Linked DNA regions of Mus musculus: all the other regions are linked to region 3. A link is a loop called in an ENCODE intact Hi-C map of the cell type or tissue named here. Cell type or tissue: heart. All regions are shown on one strand.

Region 1 (5,000 bases), 95 kb before region 3:
AAATACCTATAAAATAAAAATAAAAATCATTTAAAACCTGCTGTTTCCAGGTCAGGCAGTGGTGGCACACGTCTTTAATCCCAGCACTTGGGTGGCAGAAGAAGGTGGATTTCTGAGTTTGGGGCCACCTTGAACTACAGAGTGAGTTTCAGGACAGCCAGGGCCACATGGAAAAACCCAGTCTCAAAAAAACCAATCCACATTAAAAACTGTAATAGAAACTCAACAGATTCACAACTGGCAACAATGAAGGAAAAAAATTATAAAACAGACAAATTCTCACAGACAGAGCCAATAAATTAAATTAAAAGACAGGACACCAAGAATTTGCAGATCATGTAAGAGTGGAGAGAATAATCCTGGGAGACAGGAGAGAGGAGAGAACTGGAGTAAGGTTAGAAGAAAATAGCTTGGAACAATACTTTAAGTTCATGAGAATTAATCAGAAACATATGAAAACAAAGAAAGAAAGTAGGGGGTGACAGGACGGAGGGAGAACCTCTGAAAGCTAAGAGAAGAGGCTGAAAATCTTACAGCTTCCTTTGGAGTGGGGGGAGTGAGATAAGTTTCTCTGTGTATCTTGGGCTGTCTGAAACTCAGTCTGTGGACCAGGATGGCCTCAAACTCACAGAGATCCACTTGCCTTTGCCTCTCAAGTGCTGGATTGAAAGTCTGCACCACCGCTGCCTGGGACAGCTTCATTAATCAATTCAAAAGGGAAGTTCTTAGCTCTCTTAGAGTTTCTATTGCTGTGACCAAACAGCAAAACCAAAAGGCTAGTTGTGGAGGGAAGGGTTTATTTGGCTTACATTTCCAAAGCATTGTTCATCATTGAAGGGAAGTCAAGACAGAACTCAACCAGGGCAGGAACCTGGAGGCAGGAGCTGATGCAGAGGCCATGGAAGGGCGCTGCTTACTGGCTTGCTCACCATGGTTTGTTCAGCCTGCTTTCTTATAGAACCCAGGACCACAGCCTAGGGATGGCGCCATCCACAATGGACTGGGCTCTCCCGCATTGGTGCTGGGAATTGAACTCAGGACCTCTGGAGCAGCCAGTGCTTTTAACCGATGAGCTGCGTCTCCAGCCCAGCAGAAGGGTATTTGTAAAGGACTACATATGTCACTTCATCTAGCTGTGGGTAGTCAGCTAGCGCTAGAATACTAGGCATGAATCTATGCTAGGAACTGATCCTGGGACTGCTATAAGACAACCAGTGAGCTTAACCGCTGAGCAGTCTCTCTAGTCCCTGCATTTATTTATGTTTGTTTGTTTGCTTGCTTATTTGTGTTTGGGCATTGCTTGCTTTTACGTCTGTGCATCATGTGTAGCCAGTGCTTGCAGAGGCCAGAAGAGGGAGTTGGAATGCTCCCCTGGAACTGGAGCTACAGAAGGTTGGGAAGTACAGTGTACGTGCTGAAAAATTAAACTTGTGTCCTTCGGAAGAGCAGCCCATGCTCTCAAGCCCTGAATGGCCCCTCCATGGCATCTCCACACTCCCTTCTTCCCTCTTTTACACCCACATTTTTCCCACGTCTGCTTCACAGCATCATACCTGTGTCCTGCTTTTCCAAGACTGGCATTCTCTAAAGTAAAACTCTTAGATTCTCTTACTCGTCTTATAAATTATTAATAACAGGTAAGCTTTCACTCACTGAAATTCAAGTCTCAGAAACATACCTACTTAAATAGAATCTACAAGGCCAGTGTTACTACAACTTTGATTAATATTCAATGTCAATTTGCTTTAGAGACAAAATGAAAGACTGATAAAGTGTCAAGTAACAGGATTTATTTGGTCAAAAGAATCGCATCTCAAGCACAGTGAACCAAAAAGTCCCTACAATGCATGCTCTACAGAAAACCCAAGAGAAAATTTTTTACAGGAAATAACTATAAAAGTGCTTTTGCTGTGGGCAGTGAGTTATTGTCTACCTTGCTCAAAGCCAGTGAGTTCCAGCAGAGGGCGCTGCAGGCTTCTCCCAAGAATCCAGGAACTTTCTGGGGTTCAACTTTTATTAGGACCCTAGGCAGTTTCTTCCACATCCGAATTGTCTGTTCTCGGGGTTTCAGCTGGGGGCCCTGGAGGGGGTGGGAGCAGGCGTGGTGGAGGTGGCAGACAAGGACACAGCAGATGAATGGAGACCTCCTGAAGGGTGAGACATTTTGTTCTTCCTGGTGGGCAAATCCATTTCTTCTCGGGGCATCCTCAGATTTCCCTGTGTGTCCACAGTACCCGGGGTCAGCTAGTAGACTGAACGTTAGTAATCAGCTAGAAGCCTCTGCCCTTGCTTGCTCTCCTTGCTTAACTCTTTGTTTCCCCGTCCAGAGCAGACAGGAGCCTGGCAGAATTGGGACGGGGGTAATTGTTCTTGTCAGGACAGTTCTTCCCCTGGTTCACTCTGAACCAGGAATTGTGTCTGAACTGGTGAATCGCAACTGTATCGGCTGGTAGAGTGGGTTCAATTATCCTGAGGTCCAGCGCAGGCTTTGAGCAACTGAGTTCCCCTGTTAGGGGATTTCTTTTGGCTGCTGTATTCTCTTGAGCATCTTCAGTTCCCATGCAGGATCCTGCTGAGTGCTCTCTGCCAGACTTCCCAAACTTGGTAAGAGCCCTGTTTGCTTTGCCTACGGGTCATGGAGACTGTCTTTTTTAGAGATCAGTCTTCTGTATGCATAAAAAGCACCCGGGCAGGCTGCCTCAGGACAGAAGTCACATCTTATATTACCCATCTTATACCACTGGCCATTGCCAGCTTTGACATAACAGAGGTAATGTTCTTTGGGACAAGTAGCACTGACATGGATCGCCACAACATTGAGGGCACACACAAGTGATCCTTTATTAGGCTGAGACATGTATACACTCAAGGGACTTAGGGTAGCTCACTTCCCTGTCTACTTTGTCACCTGTGAAATCTGAAAGTCAATTCAACACCAGCAGGAAACCTTCAACACAGTTTGTGCAGTCAGGGTCTTGGGAGCCTGCACAACTGCCACAGTGGTAGGTCTGCGTAGTGTGGTCTCCCCTGCTCGCCAAAGAATCTTTCACCTTCAGTAAACCCTCTAAGGCTTCGTCCACACTCTGCACCACCTTGATATCCAGGGGGACGTCCAGGAAGGGGTCAAAGGTACCCCAGGTGCCCTGGCAGAGGAGATACTTGATCTGAGATCTTTAGGAACCTCCAAATATCAGCTCATGGCCCAGGGTGCTACCCTCAGACGCTGGTCCCCAGGCAGGCAGGGTGCGTGCCTGACATTCAGAAACTCGTGTGCATCTTCCTGCTTGTGCTTGTGGAAGGCAGAAGTCAACACGAGTGAGTGAGTGAGTCCGGGGTGACTTCCCTGGAGTGGAGGAGACTCTGGATCATGTGAGCGTCCATAGCACACACATGTAACCTCTGTGGCAACAGAAGCTCTGAGAGAGCTCCCGAGACAGCATGTAGTTTGCAAAAGATAGTGTGTCCTACAGTATCAAACATTTAGCCAAGATTTAATTCTTCACTTAAAAATGAACAAGGATGCCCATCTCGCTAGTATGTAAATTTGCTTTTGTTTTTGGTAAATGGTAATATATTATCTATCTATCTATCTATCTATCTATCTATCTAAACACACACATATATACACACACATATATGTTTATATATATATATGTATAAATATATGTTTAGTAAATGGTATATGTATAGTGGAAATATATTGAACATATATACATATATATATATATGAATTGTTTAAAAATAGATTTCTTTTTAAAAAATGTCCTGGTTGGTTTTGGTCAACTTGACACAAGCTAGACCCATCGTGGAAGAGGAATCTCAACTGAAAGAATGATGCTACCACATCTCCTGTGGGCAATTCTGTCGGTGTCTTATTGAATAATGATGGGTATGGGAGGGCCCAGCCCACCAGGGGCAGTGTCATCCCTAAGAAGGTGATCCTGAGTAGTATAGAAATGGTGAGCAAGCCAGGACTGAAGGGGTTGTGGAGAGAAGTTGAAGCTTAGTATCAACAAATGCTTTCCTCGAACACCTACGCTTTATACCTTTATACCTTGGGTCACATGTAGATTTCTTATGCGAAGGGGCTCCCACCGAGTGGGCAAGTTTAAGAAGCCCTGCCCTGGGTGATAGCTTCTCCTCACAGAGCCTGTAGATACTGAATTTCCCCAGCCCTATCCTGTTCTCTTCTCTCTTTTACCCCATCTCTCACTCTATCATGTGTCCTGGATCCTCTACCTAGACCAGATTTCCTCTTTGAACTTCAAGTCCAGATCTCAAATATCTCAAACTCAGCATGGCCAACCTTGGCCTTTTATCAGCCCTCTGTGGCCGGATCCCTCTCTAACTAGGTCCCCGGTGGCACCTGGCACCACCCACCTGTGCACAACTCATTCATCCTTGACAGCTCCCCTCCGGCCTCGCCCACTCCATCAGTGATGCCTTCCGGACCCTTCTGAAACCTGCCTTCCATCTGTCCCCTTCCTTCAGCTCTGATGCTGCCACACTGGCCTAATGACCTTGGCCACTGTGATGCTCATGGAGCCGACTCTCCCCAGAGGCTTCTTTGACAGAGGCGGGAGAGGGATCGTAGACATGCTCATCTGTTTTGTTGTTTCAGTCTGTCTCTTAGCTTCATACACATTGACAGTATTGCTGGCAGAGGCACTTCTTGACTTAAACAGCCCCACCTTCCCATTTGTTCACTAAGTGCTACTCCCTGGGTTGACCCCTCCCTTGGCACACTCATTCCCATTTCGACTTTCCACCTGCTCATTCTTGCCTCTCTCTTGCGACTTAGCTGAAATGTCACTGTTGCAAGAACCATCCTGCCCCACCCCCATGCGTTCATAGTAGCTTGCACTATTTGAGCTTGGCCATCGTCTCCAGGGGAGGTGGAGTTGGCTGTCTGGTGCCTGGTGACACCTGTGTAGTAATGAGCCATCTTGCTGGCCCTTGATAAATATTTGTAGATTGAATGGAACTGCATAAGGAAGTGT
Region 2 (5,000 bases), 120 kb after region 3:
GTCACTACAGATGCCCAGCAGGCCAGAATTTCAGCAGAGAAAATCCGGAAATGCAGGGCCAGTGGGAGAAGCCCTACAAATACCGACTCTTAAAAGGCCTCAATGTTCCGAATTCAACTCATATTTCAGGCAGCGGGTCTTGCAGTTTCCCAACTACATTTGAGAACAATTCTCCGGACTTGCAGGTGCAGACTGAAGACTTAATATGACAGGGGTTGAGAATGTTTTCCGACACAACACTGGCAAAGACTTGAGAGGCGGGTTTCCCAGGAACCTATCTATTCTCTGGGTCACCTGCGCAACGTGGTCATCCCTTTTCACTTTTAAAACGAGGGCAGTGGATTAGGATTTGGAAGGCCCCCCTTTCATTTCTTAATCTAGTCTAGTGCCTTAACACGATTTGAAGAGAGAACTAGGTTGGAGAGGACAGTTGCTTTACTAGTCCACATCTGAGTTCCGCTTCGGGTTTGCAGGGTTGGGTGAGGCACTCCAGGGCTGGCTTCCTTTTCGGTGGATCCTCTGACCGGCTAGAGCCGGAGCCGAAAGACCGGCGGGGATTAATACCAGGTCATAAACAACCTCTCACTTCCCCTCCCCCGCCCCCTCCGGGCCGCCCCAAGGCCCGGCCTGCTGCAGCCGCGTGGGCCTGCGCGCTCCCGTATTCTTCGTCCGTTCACCCTTCTTGGCCCTGCGTTCTCAAATCGCGACGCAGGGCCCTCACCCACAGGTTGGGGGCGGCTTCCACTTCCCTTCTCCCGACCCTGTCACCGCGCACAGCCAAAAGGCCGGCCGCCTTGACACACACGCCTAGGGCCGCTGCCCGCCCTCCGCGCGCCGACGCAGTCCCCGCCCCAACCCGCGGTGCTTCCGCGGCCTGTCCCCGCCCCTTCCCGAAGCCCGCCTCCCGGCTGCGGGCTTCGGGCCGCCCGCCGCCCCTTGCGCGCTGGCTCTAGCGTGCACCCGCTGCCCCGCCTCCGCGCGTGCTCAATAACTGTCCTCTCGGTCGGCCTGCAGGCTTCCCCCGCCCCTGAGCTGTTTGAATATGCTAATGAGGCTGTAAGGACCAGCCAATAGGGCAGTGGGCCTGTGGATCACATGACCCGAGTACGTGTCAGGGGCGGAGCCTACGTAGCCCCTGCCCGAGTTAAAACCGGAGTGTGAGAGAGAAAAGCGCTTCAGTAGCGAGAGGGGCTGAGAAAGTGGTGACACCGCTGGGGTGCGGAGGGAGTCTCTCAAACTTCTCTCAACAGCCCCAGGGCCAATCTCCCCTCAGCCCACTCCCCTCTTCGCCAGATCCCTGGTCCCCACTCCCTGCACTGGGGGTGGGGTGGGGAACTGGGCCCGTCTCCCGCGGGGACACACACAGGGTCCGGGAGTGGGGACGGGACCCCCAGGCCGGGGGGGACGGACGGACAGACGGCCGCGCGGCCGCCCCAGCGGGCAGGCAGGCCGGAGGCGGGGGTACGGCCGGGAGGACCTGGGCTGGGGAGTTTCCTCTCAACTATCGGGGGAGAAACTCCCCATAGCTGGTGTTTTCCTCCCGGGGGCCGCGTTCCCCGCCCCGCGTATCGGCGGTTGCCGCCGCCGCCGCCGGTGCTTCCACCTCTGCCATCTCTTCACCACCTCGGGCCCCGGTGTCCCCGGCCAGCACTATGCCCATCTTACTGTTCCTGATAGACACGTCTGCCTCTATGAACCAGCGCAGCCATCTGGGCACCACCTACCTGGACACGGCCAAAGGCGCGGTAGAGACCTTCATGAAGGTACCGACTAACCCAGCCCCGGTGGTGACCCGGACCCGGTGGCCCGCGGGGGGCAGGGCGGGGGGCAGCGGGTTTACTGCGGGCTCCGCGGGCGCGGGGACCCCTCCCCCACCGCGCGGGCGGGCGGGCGCTGGGAGCGGGCTCTGCTGGGCCTGGCCCATGTGGGGCTGCTGTGGGTGCGGGGGGCGGCGGAGGGACGGCCCTGCGTGTGCGGTACTGTGGGGGCGGCCAGCGACCCTTCTGCGACTGGTAACCTCGCCTCTGTGTTTCCCTCTCTCCCGCCCGTCCCCACCCTGGCCCGCAGCTCCGTGCCCGGGACCCTGCCAGCAGAGGAGACAGGTATATGCTGGTCACTTTCGAAGAGCCGCCCTATGCTATCAAGGTAACAGCCCTCGCCCTCCCCCTCCCTTCCCTGATCCTGCCTAGCTCGCCCTCCCCGCCCCCTCTTCATTATGCTCCCCTCCCCCACGGCCGCTCCCGCCTCCAGGTCCCTTCCCCGCGGCCTCCCACCCCTCCCCAGCCCGGGAGCGTCAGCGAGGTGGCAGTTTCTGGCCCACCGCCGTCCCCTCCGGGTCCTGCTCGGCCTGGCGGCGGAGGCGCTACGATCAACATGGCCGACATTTCCCCTCCGCGGCGTGAGCGGCAGCAATGAACTGTGGGGGATATTTATTCAAGTTAGCCCGAGTGACAGCGGGGCCCAGCCTTGCCTAGCCCGGGTTTGCATTAAAAGGGAATCAGCCAAAGCTGGCAGGGAAGCCTGGAGGGGGGCTTCGAGACTTGGTCATCACAGAGTGGAACTAGGAAGGCCACCGATCGGTGGGACAGCTGTGGTCAACTTAAGAAGTCCTGCTGCCATCTGCCTCCCACTAGCACCGTCGCAACACCCGTCCCTTGCACACAATTTGGAGGATGTTATGTTAGCAAATTTCCCAGTGAAGTTATTAAAGTATTAAGACGGTTGTTAACTTAACAAAAGGTGTAGGGCAAGCAGGTTCATTCTTGGCCACCTTTGGAAGAGTTTCCTCACCAGAGACAACAGTTATAACACATTCCCCAAGCCATATCAAGCAAAAGTGAAGTTAAATATGCAAACCTGAAATGGAATACCTACTTGGTGGACATCACATTGTAATCGGTGTCCATGTGTGTACATGACTTCAAATGATAAAAAAAAAAATCTTACATCTTTCTTTTCAGGCTGGATGGAAAGAAAACCATGCAACGTTTATGAATGAACTGAAAAACCTTCAGGCAGAAGGACTTACGACTCTTGGCCAATCCCTAAGGACAGCTTTTGATTTGTTAAATTTAAATAGATTAGTAACTGGCATAGACAACTATGGGCAGGTAGGTTGAATACTAAGGTAGAAAAGAGTTGTTTTTATTTTTGTGTACAAAACCACAATCCAGTCCAAAAGTATGTAACATGGAATGCAAGTATAAAACATTGGAGGTTGAACAACAGTGCACACCGTTCAAAACATCTAAGGTATTATGGCCGCATATCCCCCACGCCCCTTTAAATGTATTTGCATTCAGAATTCAAATCTGAATTCTTGGCTAGAAAGTTGACACACATTTGGTTTCAGTCCCTCAGAGTTCATAAAAAAGACATAAAAGGGAAGGTGTCCTGCCTCAATGTATCAGTCTGAGTTTCCTGTAGGCACATATGCAACCATTGAATGGGCCACAGCCATTAGCTGACTTCGTAGTTGCTTCTATATTATAAAGATATTGGAAGAAATGATTTTTAGACAAGGGTTTAGCTTAACCTCGATTGTAAACTCAGGCAAGAGTTTTCAGTGGTGTGCAGTAACTGGTTGACTGCATTCAGTACGAAGCTTGAAATCAATGACAGATTCAGAAGTTCTAAAGTTTAAAAATTCTAAACCCTTGGGAAGATGTTTTCTGCAAAACATGAAAATTTGCCTGTCTTCCTGAAGCTCCCTAAGGTTGCTTTTTTCATCTGTGAGGATGGGACAAGAGCTTTAAGTCACAACAGTCATTGACCAATGTTACTAACTTAGGACATTGCTCTCCTAGAAATGCAAGATGCCAAAGGATATGCAGTGGTGTACACAAGGAATAATATTACACCCAAGGACTTCAGTACGCAAAGCACTATTACCATAATGCTATATTTAGGAATATATGTTATATACTTTTCCCAAGTTCCATAATGCACAGTTCTCGTGAATTTTGAACATTTTAAAGAATTTTTTTCTGTGACTTCAAGCTATATGCCTCACTTGGGGATAATTCTTAAACATCTTTAGAAATGATTGATTTTGGTCTTACAGCATTTAAAGTATGCATTACAAATCAGATTTCTCTGGAAATCATTTCCATCATTTAAATAGGTAATCATTTTAACGTACATTTTTGTTGTTGTTACTTTATAACTCTTTGCCACTTGTTGGTCAGTTTTTGTAAAAGCAGTTTTTTTCCTTTGTTGGCTATAATGCTACTGTCTTTATCATTTAACATTTTAATCCAAGGTTACTGAGTTCAAAGACACCTTTGAAACTTGCTATTTAGTTCCTTTATTTCGTTTGTCAGGTCGTGTGTTATAGAACTATCAATTTCCTGTTTTTCTGTGTCACATTTCATAAGAGAGAAGGACATTTGGATATGTCCACCTCTCATATTTTTAAAACGTGGCATAAAGTCCTTTAGGAGGATTGTTTGCCACGGAGAGATTTGAGGGCATTTGTATACTTTTGTAGGAAGTTTAAGGCTGCAGGGAGACCTGTGCTGTATCACTTTGACCAGAAGGAAGAAAGCCCTGGAGATTGTGATGCTCTCATTGCCAGGCAGCAAGGATGCTGCCTCTTAGTTACTGGAGTGAGTCAGCTAGGGTTCAAGAAGTGATAGTAATGCTTTTGCTTATATCCTGAACTAATAATGAAACTAGCATTAAAATAATTTAAGAAGCAATGATTTCTAAATAAATAGCAGTTTTTATTTGAGTAAAGTCTACCTTGAAGGAAACATGCTTCTGGATTTTTTTTCATCATAGAACCATTTTTGTTTATTTAAGTATTTGGTATTTCCCATTTATACAAAGATTATTAGAAGTTTGGATGGTTGAAATATTTAATACTAAATATCATTTGGATATTTGGAAAATAACTTGTAGGATGGGTTTATTCTGTAACCCTAGTATTTTTTTTTTATATATATAAGCATTTCATGCTGAATAGTAGGAATACTGGATATATTCTCAATAGTTGGAGA
Region 3 (5,000 bases):
TTTGGGCTATACCAAATAGCATGTTCTACACTGTCAGTAAATACTTGAGCTTTTTTAGTTACTGAGCAAAACAAAGCCATAAGCCAGGCCAAACACAATTCACTGGTGGGAACCACAAACTGATGACATCCTTAGCTTACTGGAGGAAGCTAGTGCTCTGCTAAGAAGATGCTTAAAGAGGAAAGGGGTAGACAATGACAAGAGATGGCAAAATAATTATGAATATGTATGAAAATGATACAATGATGTCTATTATGTATAATTAGTATATGCTAGTGAAAACATTAAAAAAAATAGTATGTGTCAAAGGTTTAAGAGCTAGTTCAAAGGTTATCAGGCCAGACACAGAAGTGGGCAGTAAAAAACTTTCAAAGAGACTTAAAAGCCGTCCCCAGATAACTGGCTCTGGATCTGCAATATTCTAACCATCCACAGTCACAAAAATTTATCAGTGATTCAAGCACTAACACAAACCCTGCTTTCTCGCCACCCCCCTACTACCTCCAGAAACTTCAACTTACACCAGGCAAAAAAAGGGGGGGGTAAAATAACTGGGGGTTTTGCTGAGTGGCAGAACACTGTCTAACTTGTACAATCCCTCTCCAGATCCCCAGTGAAGGGTTAATAACTAAAACAAGGAACTTGAGACAGCAGAGAAGGACTCCACACAGGGATAGGAGCACCTGCCTGAGAAGACAGCCAACATCCAGGACATCTGCTGAACCCATTTAGCCTTGGACCTATAAGGGACACATCCACTGATAAAACTTCCCCCGCAAAAGTTCCCCCTTCTGTCCTATAAAGCCGCAAGCCCCTGTACCTGAGCCATAGACCCCACTACCACGGAGAGACCGGCGCTCTTCATCTGTTCTGCTGAGGTTGGTTTACTCTTCCTTTTATTTCCATGTTGCCTTGATCAATCCCAATCTAACAGAGCAAGAGGGTGAGGAAGAGGGGTAGGGAGAGAGCAAGCCAAGGGTCTGAAACCACAAGGATGGTGTTGGTTTTTAGCAGTTGGGAAGTGTTTCATCAGCCCTGGATGCTGGCTGGCTGTGGGTATCTGTGAGCAGTGGCGCTTTTCACTAGTAAGTGATATTTCTATGGAAGGCAGTGTTTACCTTGGACAGTTCAATCTGGGCTGTCCACCTACCTGGTATTCATTGTGAGGTGTGAGCTGGGCTGAACAGTGCTGAGATCAGTAAGTAAGAAAGAGAAGGCTGCTGTGCGGCCCCCTGAATAGCATCAACTGTTCACCTAGCCAAGGGGTATGGAAGAAAACCACAGGGTAGGTCACTGAAGAGCACACAGAATGTGCCCTGATTTGAGATCTAGAAAGTCAGGGCACTGTCAACAACATGCTTAAGAACTACGCCAAATTCACAGTAACCACACAATGAAATACTATCTTCAGAGCTCTTTTTTTTTTTTCCTGAGGAGGAAAAAGGAGGGCTAAGGGTGTCAACAAACATTGTACCACAGGTTGCTAAGCTACTGGAAAAAAATGGTCTATCCATGTTGAAATCTAGGCTTTAAAAAATGTGCCTGAGAATGAAGCAACCTTCATTAGTTACCATGGCAACGAGCCTCATTTCCCTGAGGACAATTGTTTTTGTATCACTGAAGTAACTTGGGGTGAGGGGTAGAGAACAAATTCCATTGTGTGTGGTAGATCTGGATTTCTAGGGAATGCCTCTCCAATAGATTAGTCACTGCAGCAGCAATACTCGGGCCAGGAACCTCCCCCTAGCAATCTGCTAGTAGGGAAAGTTTAAGCAATGGGATGTCAGGCAATGCCTTCTGGTAGTTTTTATAGTAATTTGTTTAAGGGATACAAAATGTTTCAAATGAAAAGGACAACTACAGAGATTCTGAGAAAGTGTAGGTGAAAGATTAAAGAAGAAAGCTCTCTCTTTGCTTAGTAGATTTCTGACCACCATGCCATTCCTAAGGGCACATTCAGCTCACACAGCAAATAAACTAAATCCGATCTTCATCAATGCCCAATATATTTTTGGTGCCCAGAAGCTTCCAGAGCATAAAGGCAGTTCAAGTTGGTGCCACTCAGTCCCTGGTCCCTTCTTCCACACAGTTCAATGCTTCTAATCAAGAAGCTTACTATAAAAGATTCACACACAGCTTTGCTGACTCACAGACACCGGAATGTTCTCAGATGCAGCAACTCTCTCTCACGGGCCCCATCTGTTGGTGGCTGAAGAAAACATGTAGTGCGCTACAGCCCAGCAGGCATCCCCGGCTTGAGTGGAATTACTTACTGCTCAGCAAACATTATCAGCCTTTGAAGTCACACAGGAGCCAGGGAGGTGTACACATGACAGCCACCTCCCCTGGGCATTTTAACCACCTGAGGCATGTCTCTCTTCCTCCAAAGTAAAAAGGTTCTGGGAGAAGCTTAACAGTTTACGTTGGTTACAAAAAAACACATGCAAGTGGCATGGTTGTCAGCTTTGAAAGTACTTTTAAATGGATAAAACAGACCCTAAAAATGAAGATAAGGGGACCCATATGACAAGTGCACACACGAGGAAGACAACCGCACTCATGCAATGAGGTTTAGGGTTCCTACAGGAAGTGCCATGATGGGAGTAGGAATAAACCCTTGGTCCAGCTCTGCTAACTGGGTCACTGTGAGCATGCCCAGTGCTGCTGAGTTTCCCTGCCACCCTGACTGTAAACTGGAATGGTGCTGTGGACAAGTAGATACAGGCTAAGACTTTTTCTAGCTCCAGTTTTTGGGCAATATCGTAAGTAGATTTTTTTTTCCTGTTTCTACTGTGTGCTGTTTTAATGTGAGCAAGTACTAGAACACAGAAGCAGGTTCTCTGGCCAGAGTCCTGGATGTCAGTCAGGGCCCTGGAGGAAGCCTCGTGGGCTTTACTGAGTAGCCGTGGTAGTAAGCAGTAGCCACGTCTACAAACTGCCCCTGTGCTGTGATCTAGCCTTTATGTGGTCTGTTCCTTCAAGCTGTGATCTGACTTTAGTGGTGGGTGTGACCCTCACTGCTTTGGGCTTCTGGCTTCTGGGACACCCTCCTACTTGTGGTGTTTCTGCATATTACTTCTCTTTGAAGAACCCCCATTTGAGGCCTTTGGGGCTCCTCAGGCAAAGTGAAGCTCCAGGATCACCCTGCACCTTGCACAAGTCTCCGTGAGGACATGGTATCAGCTGCCAGCACTGATCAGCAAGGCTGTCCACCTGGCAGACAAGGAGCCCTCTGACAACTCTGCAAATTTTTCTTGAGTATTTTTATATTTAATTCTTAAATATATGTCTGGATTTACATGTTATAATACTGATATTTTTACCACATACAGTATTTAACACAGGGAACTTGCTTTCAAAAGGTTAAGTGAATATATAAAAGGAAAAGAAAAACAAAAAATAAAGAGGAAATAAACGTATTTTGATACAGTGAGGAGCAGGAGTGCTGTGACAGGGATCAGAGGCCGGCAGAGTCCTGGATATTAGCCGTGTCATCTGTCCTCTCAGGAACCCTCACAGCAAAAGAAAGAGTGGAAACCTTGGCCCTAAGAGAGCCACTTGTGCTTATCAGCACCGCCCAGAGGGAAAGCTCTGACATCATGAAGGGAGGAAAGGTCTATATTTAAATATTGTCCCTGGTTCCACCCAGTCAGGAGAATGGTCTGTTTTATCATGCCAGTATATTCCTGTTACCTGGGACAGTGGCAGGCATGGAATGAAGGCTCCAGAGGAGCTTCATGGAACACTGCGCAGCAAGAAAATCGACTCAGAGTGTCCTGGCTGTCAGTGCCCCAGATCTGCACGTGGAGCCAACTGCTCTCAGGTTCTTTCTGATGATGAAAATGTTCCGGAAGGAAATGGTGCTGCTGCCTTTACAATGCTGGTTATCTATGTAAAGTCACCTAAAACATACACTTAAAACTGCAGGTGGGTATGTGTGGTAAAAAATAAAAACAAATAAGTAAATGGCATACAGCTGTAATCCCTGCACTCAGGAAGTAGAGGCAGGAGGATCACTGTAAGTCCACAGCCAGCTTGATCTATGTACAAAACTGCAGGCCAGCTAGAGAGATCCTGTCTTTAAAAAACCTAACTAAATACAACTCAGTGGAATAACTACCTTCCTAGAATTGCTATCTTCAGAGAGTTGCCAATAACATAGCATTCAGAATACAACAGCAAGTCCAGGGGCCCAAAGCCATCCTGGCTGAGAGTGGATAGCAGAACCCACTTGGTCACTGCAGAGCAGGGCAGCATTAAATTCAACTGAAACATGGGCTGGAAGAATTAGATATGATGCCCTAAGAAAGAAGGGACAAAAAGAGTTTCTGAACCTCGGTTGATCATGACAGGGGATATTTCCAAATACTGCCTTTGACAGTCGTAACAACTGGGGTACAGGAAGGAAGAAGGAATTGTTCTAGTCTGTAAGCTTACTATAACAGGTTTAGTAACCCGTATTTTAAAAACAAGAAAACATAGGCAACACAAAACAAAACACAAAGTCTCTTCCAAGAGAGAACTATGAGAACAGACAGCTCAGTGAGTTGAAGCAGTGTGACAGAGGACGACCTGACAGAAGCCATCAATACCAGGAAAGGAGGAGTGTACACCAAAAAACCAAAACCAACCAAACCAACCAACCCTGCCAATGTGTTCTCGAGTAAGCAACCACAGATCCCAAACCCAAGCCATGGAAAGGTTTGTAATAATTTACCTCCAAGTTTTAGCCCTAAGAGCGTCTGTTAGACTCTGAAGGCCCCCCGGAACCCATTTAATGGCACACTGGTTTGAATACAGAAGCAACGGCAAAGTCTGCTCAAGATGCTTAATGGAGGTCTCAAGGGTGAGCTTGAGGTGTGCTGGTGAGTAACAATAAACCCCACCCTGAGAAAAGCTGCTGGCAAAGGAAACCTGTCTGGAGATAAGATTTCTTTAAAAAGAGGCGATCAGTGCAAAATCTAATTGCATCATCTGAAAAAGTCTCCACTATCCTATCT
Region 4 (5,000 bases), 59 kb before region 3:
CAGCTGAATAACAGGGAGTGGAAATGAACGCCCTTGGCTGTCTTCCCAGCAGATGAGGCAGGGCCGAGACACCTTCCCTTGAGGAAGCAGTGTTGCTGACGTGAGGCCTTCACCCAGTTGACCCTTTCAGTATTAGATGCCAGGGAATATGAAGAGGCCTCTTCACTAGTGAAGCCACTACACTCAGGAAAACAAGGCAGTGACAGATTTTTTTTATTTCCTATAAAACGTGAAGATGAGCAGCTCAGATTCTTAAACTACAACAGATTTAGACCACTGTGGGCACTGTGAGAAAGAATGGCTTGAAAAGATTCATCAACAGAGACTCAGTGGATGATGGACTCTTCATGAAGCTAGGTAACTACAGAAACACTTCCCTGAACTATTGTATGCTTAACAGCGGAGGAAACTAGCAGGGATGCAGTCAGGGGCAGAACACCTGCCTAGCATGCACACAGCCCACAGAGCAAACTCTAGCAGTGCAAAACAAACACAAAACACCGCAAGGGTTAAAATGGTAAAATCTGTGTTACACAGATTTTTAAAAAGATTTATTTTTATTTATATAAGTACACTGTAGCTGTCTTCAGATACACCAGAAGAGGGCATCAGAACCCCTTACTGATGGTTTTGAGCCACCACGTGGTTGCTGGGAATTGAACTCAGGGCCTTGGAAGAGCAGTCAGTGCTCTTAACCCCTGAGCCATCTCTCCAGCCCATGTTACACATGTTTTATGAATATAATTGTTACTGGTGGAGTCATATCCTATACCATGCATGCATGTTGCATTATTGCTTACTTACTGGATTTACCTAAATGCTATCTGAATATTTACATTTGTTTATATTAAACTGAATATTATAAATTTGCTAAAATAAGCATTTTAATAGCTATCCATATTTTTTCATTTTTTTCATCTTTTACAATGTACGTGAGTACCTTCATGCAGGTGCCTGTGGGGGCCACAAGGGGGTGCCAGATTCCTGAAGATGAAGTTACAGGTGTCATAGGCCTCTTACTGCGAGTGCTGAGATTCCAGCTCTAGTCCTCTTCGAGAGCAGCAGGCTTAGCTGCTGTGTAGACATCTCTCTGGCCTTTCTTTACTATTATTATTATTTTTTTTTAACAACAGGGCTCATGCTGGCCTCCAGCTCTGGCTAAGTAACTCCCCTGCTGTAGCCTCCTGGGTAGCTATGTAATGCCACCCCTTGCTCCACATTTTTATTGTTTCATAGACAAGAATGGCAAATGTAGAACTGGGCCAGAGGCTAAATGGTTTTAGAAACCTGATACCTGTTACCAAAATGCTTGTTTTGGTAATATTTTTGAGACATATACAAAAGCCTTGCAAAACTGAACTCAGAGTTAGAAGCTGCTGGGTCTGCCTTTGCCAAAGCGTGACAGGTAACTTCCTCACAGTAAGTTGGGCAGGCTAATAATTAGCTTACAGAGGGCCTGAGCCAGTACTCAGACCACAGTGCTTCTTAAATTAAAAAAAAAAAAATTCATCAAAGTCAGTACATTACACTCCAGGCTGAATTGAGGAGAACTTGTGAACTCCCCTTCTAGGGGCCCCTCTCTTCCTGTTTAAATTTATTAAATGTATGTGTGGGTGTTTTGTCTGCATATACACCATGTGCATGCCTGATGCCTATAAAGCCCAGAAGAGGGCATTGGATCTCTTGGAAGTAGAGTTACAGATGGCTGGGGATTGAACCTGGGTCCTCTGGAAGAGCAGTCAGCGCTCTTAACTGCTGAGCCATCTCCAGTGGTTAAGACCCGATCCACCTCCACTCCTTTAGGTGCCATTAACTCCACTGCCCTGCAAGCTTCTCTCCGACTGCACTAAAGAGGCTCCCTTACTGCTTGCAAGCAGCCCATGGGCTGTATCAGGGCTTCACGGCACTTCCGCCCACATAATCTTGATGAATTATCCGCAACTGTTTGTCTGATGGGATTCCAGGTTGGTCTGAAGGGGAGTAAAGGTAAGGATTACACTTCTTTTACTGACCTCAGAGAGCAAGCTGATGCTGGTCAGCTCAGGGGCAATCTACACACAGAGTCAGACCTCACAGAAAGATGGGTGCAAGTGCCCATTTAGCTAAAGCTAAAGTTCTCAATGTAACAGTTTGAAGACACACATTCACATAGGAATTTCTTGGCTTGCTCAGTTGCTTTTATTGTAGTCAACACTATTCCTTTGGATTCTCCTTAACAGTGAGTAAATAGGACTGAACCTGTGACCAGAAGGCTTTGATGGATTAAATTCAAACCCTCCTGTTTCTCATTTGTCCATGTTCATCAGAGCACTTCTTGGATTGGGCGTGGTGGTTCACACCAGTAATTCCAGCACACTTGGGAGGCAGAGGCAAGAGCATTGCTATGAGTTTGAGACTAGCCTGAGCTGTACAGTAAGACCTTACCTTACAAAGCTAAATTACACAAATAAAGAAGATGTTGCTGATGGTCAAACTTACAGTGGTCAAAATAGGATTTACCGATTTGTTCAGCTCAAATTTAGAGGTTTTTAGTAGAAGTGTGTATCAAGAAACTACTTTAAAAAAGAATCCTGATATTTGACTTTTAGCTCCAGGAAAAACAAAACAAAACCAGCAGAGGGGGCTAAGAACACAAAATTCCTTCCCCAGATCTCCACTGATATTGCTGTAGAGGTGGGCTGATCGTGCCCCAGTCCACATTCCCAGTTGACTTTCTACCCCAGTAGAGAACACACGGAGCCAATGGCCAGCGCTCCTCATCAGTCAGAACAACAGATCCAAGGCCAGGGCTCCCCATGAAGGAGAACAATGGGAACAATGCTCAGGGCTGCCCTGAAAGAAAAGAAAACCATGGAGCAAATGGCCATGGCTCCGCACGAAGAAGAATGTTGGGGTGAATGACAATGGCCCCATCTACAGACACCGAGGACCTCCTGAGACACGGATGGAAGAGACACCTCCTTACCCTAATGGATCTTACTTTGGTCTCTGTTTGATCGTTATTTAAAAGCCTCTTCTAGGATTGGTATCTGGCCAAATCTGGGACTGCACAGGCACAGAAGAGGAGGCCCCTACACAGGAAGAGCTTAACCCTGTAAACTGAGCCTTCAAGGTAGCTGTGCTGTGCCAACTGGTGCAGCTCCCTTCTGTACGAAGCACCTTGACTGCTACATTTGCTCTCACGTGAGATAACAACCTTCCTGAGCCATGCTATCTGCCTCAAAGATACTTCATGATAAAAATGAGATGAGACTGCTTCAAACTACGAGAAAGGTGAAGACCCAATACCCAAGTAGCACATAAGAGCAAGCATGCATAAAACACAACTCTCGGCCATATCTAGCCAAAACCATGGTGGTTAGAAACAGCTGCTCACCCCGTGGACTCAGCAATAAGAACTCAGGGGACCCAAGTGGCTTCTACAGAGGCCAATTCTGCCTAAATCAAATCTGGCTAGTTACCAGGCATATCCTTCCTGCAACCCCCTGCTCCAGGCCTCACCGACACTAGGCAAATACCCTACCCACTGAGGTACACTCATAGTCCCCACTGCGATGATTTTTCAACATCCTACATTTTATCTGCAATCTATCTATTCCCCTCCCCTACAGGAAAAGCCCATTTTAAGACATGGTTTCTGGAGCTGGGGAGATGGAGCAGCTAAGAGTGTAAGCTGCTTTTAAAGACCAGGATGTTGCAACTCCCGCTCCTGGGGATTGGATGACTGTTTCTTGGCTTCAAACTCATTGTTTTTTCAAGGACAGCTAAGTAAGTCCAGGATAAGCCTTAGGATCTAAAGTGACTATGGCTTTCTTACTGGCTACCTTGCCACAACTGGGTCCAGTCTTCCTTCAGACAGACAGGTGTGTCCTCAGAGGGGTGAGCAGCAGTGCCAGCACTCAGCAAAGGCTCTTTGATCTCTGTGCCCTGGTTGTGCCAGTGTTCTTCTGGGCACCCTCTTGCTCCTTCCCTAAGAATCCAGCTCTCACTCATTCCCAAGGATTTCCGGTCAAGCACCAGCTCCCCCGGATGGAGCCCTGGTGCTCCTTCCCATCCTCTGTCAGCAGCAGCATTGCAGCTCAGCCTGTCTCTCTCCCTCCGGACTGCGAGAGATTTGAGGACAACGATGCTTCTCTTTCTGACCAAGAGCATTCATTGAGATCAACTCCACAGAGCAAAGGGTCAGGAGAAGGGGAACTGAGGCAGACTTAGGGATTCTGAGAACAGCCAGAGGCAGAAGGCAAGCATGGAGGCAGAGTGTGCTATCCAACGACATGAATGAAGGCAGCAACGGCAGAGACAAGCGGCCACCATGGAAGATGCTGTCAAACTTTAAGCACGACAAAGTTTTAAACACATCCCAGCAGACCGTGGGTCACCTCAGGGAAAGCACCTCAAATGAGGTAACAGATACAAACCAGAGGTAAAGGGCTGGAAGGCAAATGGGAGCTGACACCTCTGGAGGAGCCGGGGGCATGGCATTCCTGTAAGAACTGCTGCTGCCGTGGGTGTGCAACAGTCCTTTTGCAATGGAAAGTGCTAGATGATCCCACTTACTTGGTCACACTCACAGAAAGAACCAAGGCTCCTGGAGGAGGGACTAACATCAAAGGGTAGAGGGCTGCAGCCTCACAAGGTGAAGCGTTTTGGGACGGATGCTGGTGATGGTGACACAATAATAGCAATGTACTTCACACCACCAAACTATTTAAAAATGGTTAAAATAGAACATTTTATGTTTTACAAATCATATAATTTAAGAATATATTATAAGAGTTATGGGAATTGCTACAGGAGGCTACAGAGAGGACAGAGAGGGCTTGAAAAATAAGTGTAATAATAAATGGAGAGATGCTAGTGCCCAAAGGAAGTCTATGTTGATGTGAGGATCCTGAGAATTAGCCTGGGCCCACAGGAAGGCTGGCTCCCATAAAGAAGTAAGAAGAGACAAAAGAAAGGTTTGTTTCGGTATGTAGCAGAGTACAGAACAGGCAGGTGGC

Evidence for each region. Hi-C counts contacts between places; a loop is a spot of excess contacts. Peaks named below come from ENCODE experiments on the same cell type or tissue, not always from the same donor. Only the 100,000 strongest peaks of a DNase experiment are listed, where the experiment ranks them.
Region 1: a loop joins it to region 3, with 2.4 times the contacts of the local background. A loop is called at or near these places in 6 of 42 quality-filtered maps.
Region 2: it touches region 3 in a loop (4-fold over the local background); 9 of 42 quality-filtered maps call a loop at or near these places.
Region 4: a loop joins it to region 3, with 5 times the contacts of the local background. A loop is called at or near these places in 19 of 42 quality-filtered maps.

The regions. Positions count from the first base shown.
Region 1 is chr14:62,972,242-62,977,241 of GRCm38, reverse strand. It overlaps the pseudogene Gm21021. Among named protein-coding and RNA genes, the nearest start is that of Defb48, 9.8 kb to the left of the region's middle. In heart, a CTCF peak has its summit at 1,956 (motif pointing right); no DNase peak of the experiment used is centred here; H3K4me3 peaks cover 245 bases.
Region 2 is chr14:62,757,311-62,762,310 of GRCm38, reverse strand. Ints6 (integrator complex subunit 6) reads left to right here and starts at 1,199. Exons shown (of 19, transcript NM_008715.2): 1 at 1,199-1,763; 2 at 2,068-2,145; 3 at 2,961-3,110. The coding sequence starts at 1,653. 4931440J10Rik (RIKEN cDNA 4931440J10 gene) reads right to left here and starts at 1,810. Exons shown (of 7, transcript NR_045503.1): 1 at 1,725-1,810. In heart, CTCF peaks have their summits at 2,376 and 2,629; DNase peaks (open chromatin) are centred at 1,070, 1,640, 2,370 and 2,430; H3K4me3 peaks cover 3,208 bases; H3K27ac peaks cover 2,980 bases.
Region 3 is chr14:62,876,875-62,881,874 of GRCm38, reverse strand. All of the region lies in intron 1 of Wdfy2 (WD repeat and FYVE domain containing 2), which reads right to left. Among named protein-coding and RNA genes, the nearest start is that of Mir6541, 14 kb to the right of the region's middle. In heart, a CTCF peak has its summit at 2,204; DNase peaks (open chromatin) are centred at 1,664, 2,204, 2,644 and 3,574; H3K4me3 peaks cover 549 bases; H3K27ac peaks cover 2,561 bases.
Region 4 is chr14:62,935,594-62,940,593 of GRCm38, reverse strand. All of the region lies in intron 6 of Wdfy2 (WD repeat and FYVE domain containing 2), which reads right to left. Among named protein-coding and RNA genes, the nearest start is that of Defb48, 46 kb to the left of the region's middle. In heart, CTCF peaks have their summits at 957 (motif pointing right) and 2,603 (motif pointing right); DNase peaks (open chromatin) are centred at 3 and 3,753.